Regions from separate parts of the Homo sapiens genome. Here region 1 is linked to region 2. A link is a contact called in ENCODE Hi-C or POLR2A ChIA-PET data. All regions are on one chromosome and are shown on one strand. The core of a region is the stretch at or near the end of the contact, and the rest is flanking DNA. Distances in the headings are between cores, read along the strand shown. Region 1 overlaps IRAK2 (interleukin 1 receptor associated kinase 2). Region 2 holds the start of VHL (von Hippel-Lindau tumor suppressor).

Region 1 (2,700 bases), core at 164-2,663, 84 kb after region 2:
AAGCTCAGCAGGGCTAGTCCAGGCTCCTTCTCCTTTAAGAACCAGGGGGATGGGCAGGGAGTGGTGGCACATGCCTAAAATCTCAGTACTTTGGGAGGCCGATGTGGGCAGATCACCTGAGGTCAGGAGTTCAAGACCAACCTGGCCAACATGGTGAAACCCCGGCTCTACTAAAAATACAAAAATTAGCTGAGTGTGGTGGCATGTGCCTGTAATCGCAGCTACCTGGGAGGCTGAGTCAGGAGAATCACTTGAACCTGGGAGGCAGAGGTTGCAGTAAGCCGAGATCGCGCCATTGCACTCCAGCCTGGGCAACAGAGCAAGATTCTGTCTCAAAAAAAAAAAAAAAGAAAAAAAAGAACCAGGGGGATAGAACCCCTAGGCCCGGCTCAGTTACTTTCAGCTGTGTGACTTACACCTAGCACTTCTGTCTCTGGGCCTCAGTTAAGCCTTCTGTAAGATGGGGCTAACGATACACATGGAGATGAATGGGATAATGTATATAAGCAGGTGAGCATGGCACCCTGCACCCTGCACCTACCAAGAATATTATGATGACTGTGGTTATTGTTATTCCCACCTTTACACCCTCCTTCTGATATCTGTTTACTCTTGACCTTCTAACTGGTGTGTTAGCGTCACAGATGACTTCCTCATCCATCCATTCACCCTCCCACCTATCCATCTATTCATCCACCCATGCACCCACCCTCCCACCCACATACCCATCCATCCATCCATCCATCCATCCATCCATCCATCCATCCATCCATCCATCTACCACCCATCCATCCATTCATTCATTGAATGCCTCCTGGCTCCTGCCACCCTTTTGCTCAGCCCTGCCTCTGGTTGACTGATAACGCTTTTGAACTTTGATTCCTCCTGTGGGGATCACAGTGCATTGCTCAGTGTTTTTTGGTGAGTGCTCAGTGACCTCTATAAAGGACTTGGCTCAGAGCCTGCTCTGTGAAAGGGGCACAGGAAGTCTTTGTTTATTCATTTCCCCTTGTTCTGTCCCTTCCTGGCAGGGACCTGTCAGGAGTCCCTTTTCAATTGGCTCCTGTCCCACTTGCAGCAGTGATGCCCTCTGCTGCCCTTTTCTGGTCACTGCCAGTCTGTTATTAATCCTGGGTGGTTTAAAACCTTTATCCTTTCCTTCCTCCAGGCTTGGAGGGATTCTTGGCTATAAATGTGACCCTATTCTGACTTGCTTTGAGAGATGCTGTGGGAGAGAGGTTCCACACTAAGTGTGGGGTCTTCACACCTTTAATATTCACAACTGCTAGTCCCCATTTAACAGATGAGGACACTGAGGCTCAGGTTTTAGTTACTTGCCTAAAGATCACCTGAGCATATAAGGAACAGAGTCAGAATTTGAACTCAGGCCTGACTGTAGAGCCCTTAGCCATCATAGCATTGTCTCTACTGAGAAACCCTGTTCAAAGCAGTTTCCTGTTTATGAAGACATATATCATGGTTTGCCAATTTTGTGGTGACTTACACGTATACAGGGTTGTGCTCCTTCTGCGAGTGGATGCGCTAATGAATAAATAATGTTAGTAAAGGCCTGTGAGTGAAACATGCTATGGATGCTGCAAGATTTGTCTAGAATAGATACCTGCCTGCATGCAGAGTCTTTCCTTCCCTGAGATTCACAGAGCAATGCCTGCTTGCCATAGCTGAAGGTTTTTTGGTGTTTTTTTTTTTTTTTGAGACGGAGTCTTGCTCTGTCGCCCAGGCTGGAGTGCAGTGGTGCGATCTCAGTTCACTGCAAGATCCACCTCCCAGGTTCACGCCATTCTCCTGCCTCAGCCTCCCAAGCACCTGGGACTACAGGCACCCGCCACCGCGCCTGGCTCATTTTTTTGTATCTTTAGTAGAGACGGGGTTTCGCTGTGTTAGCCAGGATGGTCTCGATCTCCTGACCACGTGATCCGCCCACCTCAGCCTCCCAAAGTGCTGGGATTACAGGCATGATCCACCGTGCCCAGCCAGCTGAAGGATTTTTAAATGAAACAATCTTTAAAAAATAGTGTATATATACGTGTGTGTGTATCTATATTTATCTATACCTATATATATCTTATGGTAATACATATAAACACACACACACATGAATTTTTGAAAACCATCTTCTCTGCCTGGCTATCAATTAATTACAACCTTCCACTGGCAGCTTGGTGGCATCTTTAATTGGAGGAGGTGTTTAGTGATATTCCCATGTTCCAGATTTTGGGCAGGTGTGTCTGCTGGCAATGGCAGAGCTGCACCTGGAGCTCAGAACTGAGAAGAGAAGACAGAATCTGCTGCCTGGCTGTGTGCACGAGCGTCTGAACCATGCTAACTCACGTTCTGTTCTCTCCAGGTGTTGGCCGAGGTCCTCACGGGCATCCCTGCAATGGATAACAACCGAAGCCCGGTTTACCTGGTAAGGGAACTTGTCACATCTGGCTGGGAGGTATATTTGGGCCTCACAGCTCTGTAGAGAGGGCAACGACCTCAATTCTAGCTAGTTTTACACATGCAAATGAGGCCCGGTACAAGGTTGCATTTGCATCCCCACAAAGCAGCTTTAACCTCCCATCCCCACCTGCCAGCCAACCATTGCTTTTTCATGATAATAGCATCTGGGGCTTGGTGCGGTGGCTCATGCCTGTGATCACAGCCTTTGGGAGACTGATGTGGGTGGATCATTTG
Region 2 (3,008 bases), core at 509-3,008:
TAGCACAGTGTCTGGCACTTGATAGATTTTTTTCTTTCTACTTGAAATTTATTTTTGAGCTGGGCACGGTGGCTCACACCTGTAATCCCAGCACTTGGGAAAACCAAGGCAGGCAGATTACCTGAGGTGAGGAGTTCAAGACCAGCCTGGCAAACATGGTGAAACCCCGTCTCTACTAAAAGTACAAAAATTACCTGGGTGTGGTGGCACACACCTGTAATCCCAGCTACTCCAGAGGCTGAGGCACGATAATCACTTGAACTCGGCAGATGGAGGTTGCAGTGAGCTGAGACTGAGCCACTGCACTCCAGCCTGGGTGATAAAGCGAGACTGTCTAAAAAAAAATTATTTTTAACTAATATAAAACTCTCTGAACCCTTCTTTTTCTGAGCTGCTTCTCCACTTGAGTCCATCCCACATCATTGAACATTTAATTACACAGAATTGTGTACCATCTTCCTTGACCCCCAGATCTTTAGCCTTCTATAGTACCCTGTCTCTTTTTGTCGTACTAGTCACAGTTGCACTTTTTTTTTTTTTTTTTTTGAGACAGAGTCTCATTCTGTCACCCAGGCTGCAGTGCAGTAGCACAATCTCAGCTCACTGCAACCTCCGCCTCCCGGGTTCAAGCAATTCTCCTGCCTCAGCCTCCTAAGTAGCTGGGATTACATGCGCGCACCACCACGCCAGGCTAATTTTTGTATTTTTAGTAGAGACGAGGTTTCACCATGTTGTCAGGCTGGTCTAGAACTCCTGACCTTGTGATCAGCCCACTTCAGCCTCCCAAAGTACTGGGATTACAGGCATGAGCCACTGCACCCGGCCATAGTTGCTATTTTATTTGTGTGATTGATTACCGTATGACGCTTTTATTGAAGTGCAGTGAAGGCAGGAAACATGACCGGTTTTTACAATATTTTCAACACTTATCACCATAGGTGGTACATAGTAGGGCCTTAATAAATATTTGTAAAATGAACAAAGTTAATGAGTGTTTATGTTTGTAGTTTTAATTGCTCTGAAGTAAATATCTGATTTTCCAATTTCCACCAGAGTGCTCTGCACATAGTAGGTCTAATTATTTTTCCCTCTTTACTAATCACCCATGCCTTGTAAGAATTCAGTTAGTTGACTTTTTGTACTTTATAAGCGTGATGATTGGGTGTTCCCGTGTGAGATGCGCCACCCTCGAACCTTGTTACGACGTCGGCACATTGCGCGTCTGACATGAAGAAAAAAAAAATTCAGTTAGTCCACCAGGCACAGTGGCTAAGGCCTGTAATCCCTGCACTTTGAGAGGCCAAGGCAGGAGGATCACTTGAACCCAGGAGTTCGAGACCAGCCTAGGCAACATAGCGAGACTCCGTTTCAAACAACAAATAAAAATAATTAGTCGGGCATGGTGGTGCGCGCCTACAGTACCAACTACTCGGGAGGCTGAGGCGAGACGATCGCTTGAGCCAGGGAGGTCAAGGCTGCAGTGAGCCAAGCTCGCGCCACTGCACTCCAGCCCGGGCGACAGAGTGAGACCCTGTCTCAAAAAAAAAAAAAACACCAAACCTTAGAGGGGCGAAAAAAAATTTTATAGTGGAAATACAGTAACGAGTTGGCCTAGCCTCGCCTCCGTTACAACGGCCTACGGTGCTGGAGGATCCTTCTGCGCACGCGCACAGCCTCCGGCCGGCTATTTCCGCGAGCGCGTTCCATCCTCTACCGAGCGCGCGCGAAGACTACGGAGGTCGACTCGGGAGCGCGCACGCAGCTCCGCCCCGCGTCCGACCCGCGGATCCCGCGGCGTCCGGCCCGGGTGGTCTGGATCGCGGAGGGAATGCCCCGGAGGGCGGAGAACTGGGACGAGGCCGAGGTAGGCGCGGAGGAGGCAGGCGTCGAAGAGTACGGCCCTGAAGAAGACGGCGGGGAGGAGTCGGGCGCCGAGGAGTCCGGCCCGGAAGAGTCCGGCCCGGAGGAACTGGGCGCCGAGGAGGAGATGGAGGCCGGGCGGCCGCGGCCCGTGCTGCGCTCGGTGAACTCGCGCGAGCCCTCCCAGGTCATCTTCTGCAATCGCAGTCCGCGCGTCGTGCTGCCCGTATGGCTCAACTTCGACGGCGAGCCGCAGCCCTACCCAACGCTGCCGCCTGGCACGGGCCGCCGCATCCACAGCTACCGAGGTACGGGCCCGGCGCTTAGGCCCGACCCAGCAGGGACGATAGCACGGTCTGAAGCCCCTCTACCGCCCCGGGGTCCATTTTGCAGACGGGGAACTGAGGCCCCTTGAGGCAGGACACATCCAGGGTGACGCTGCTCGTAAGCGTCAGAGCATTCTTTTTTTTTTTTTTTTTTTTCTGAGACGGAGTCTCGCTCTGTCGCCCAGGCTGGAGTGCAGTGGCGCGATCTCGACTCACTGCAGCCTCCGCCTCCCGGGTTCAAGCGATTCTCCTGCCTCAGCCTCCTGAGTAGCTGGGATTACAGGCGTGCGCCACCGCGCCCGGCTGATTTTTATATTTTTAGTAGAGACGGGGTTTCACCATGTTGGTCAGGCTGGTCTCGAACTGCTGACCTCGTGATCCGCCCGCCTCGGCCTCCCAAAGTGCTGGGCTTATGGGCATGAGCCTCCGCGCCCGGCCCAGAGCATTCTTTATAAGGCCGAATAGTTTGCATTTGAAGGTGGCTCCCCCCAGTCCCCCACCCCACGTGTATTTTCCCCTCAAAGAAAAGCTGCATCCTTAACACCCCATCTGTTCAGTCCTCATGACTCCAGTGGGCCAGTTCTGCGTAGTCCCTGCCCTCGTGGAGAACACATTCCTCCTGGGGAGACTGACAGATGCAAAGACAGGAACAAGCCAGGGTCATGTTGGCGCCGGAAGAGCCGACCGTGTGTGGCGTGGGAAATTGACTTACCTGCCTGCTGGGAGATGGAGGGGTTGCGGTTGTGTGGTTTCAGTTAAGGAGCACTTCCCGGAGAAGGAAGAGAGCAGGATGGAGTAGGAACTAGCCAACCCTAGGTAAGA

Evidence for each region. Hi-C counts contacts between places; a loop is a spot of excess contacts on that map. ChIA-PET counts read pairs that join two places held with the same protein, here RNA polymerase II (POLR2A). Pooled maps may share reads with other maps.
Region 1: a loop to region 2 is called in a map of OCI-LY7, with 11 times the contacts of the local background. The contact joins the enhancer-like site here to the promoter of VHL in region 2. A Hi-C loop is called at or near these places in 23 of 168 maps with a recorded cell type or tissue (B cell, CD4-positive, alpha-beta T cell, CD4-positive, alpha-beta memory T cell and 17 more), 37 of 37 single-sample maps with no recorded cell type and 29 of 50 pooled maps. POLR2A ChIA-PET finds 5 or more read pairs at or near these places in 22 of 52 experiments (A549, B cell, CD4-positive, alpha-beta T cell and 16 more).

Annotation. Positions count from the first base shown.
Region 1 is chr3:10,224,003-10,226,702 of GRCh38, forward strand. IRAK2 (interleukin 1 receptor associated kinase 2) reads left to right here. Exons shown (of 13, transcript NM_001570.4): 10 at 2,369-2,431. Among named protein-coding and RNA genes, the nearest start is that of TATDN2, 23 kb to the right of the region's middle. RefSeq lists enhancers at 1,302-2,084, 2,260-2,309 and a silencer at 2,423-2,700. Within about 2 kb of position 1,414, at least 13 of the 41 ENCODE cell types and tissues checked have a DNase peak (open chromatin) inside an H3K27ac peak, as active enhancers do; they include CD4-positive, alpha-beta T cell, CD8-positive, alpha-beta T cell, GM12878 and 4 more, where a contact is called at or near this core.
Region 2 is chr3:10,140,020-10,143,027 of GRCh38, forward strand. It overlaps VHL (von Hippel-Lindau tumor suppressor), which reads left to right and starts at 1,759. Exons shown (of 3, transcript NM_000551.4): 1 at 1,759-2,168. The coding sequence starts at 1,829. It also overlaps the pseudogene LOC124906359. RefSeq lists an enhancer at 2,676-3,008.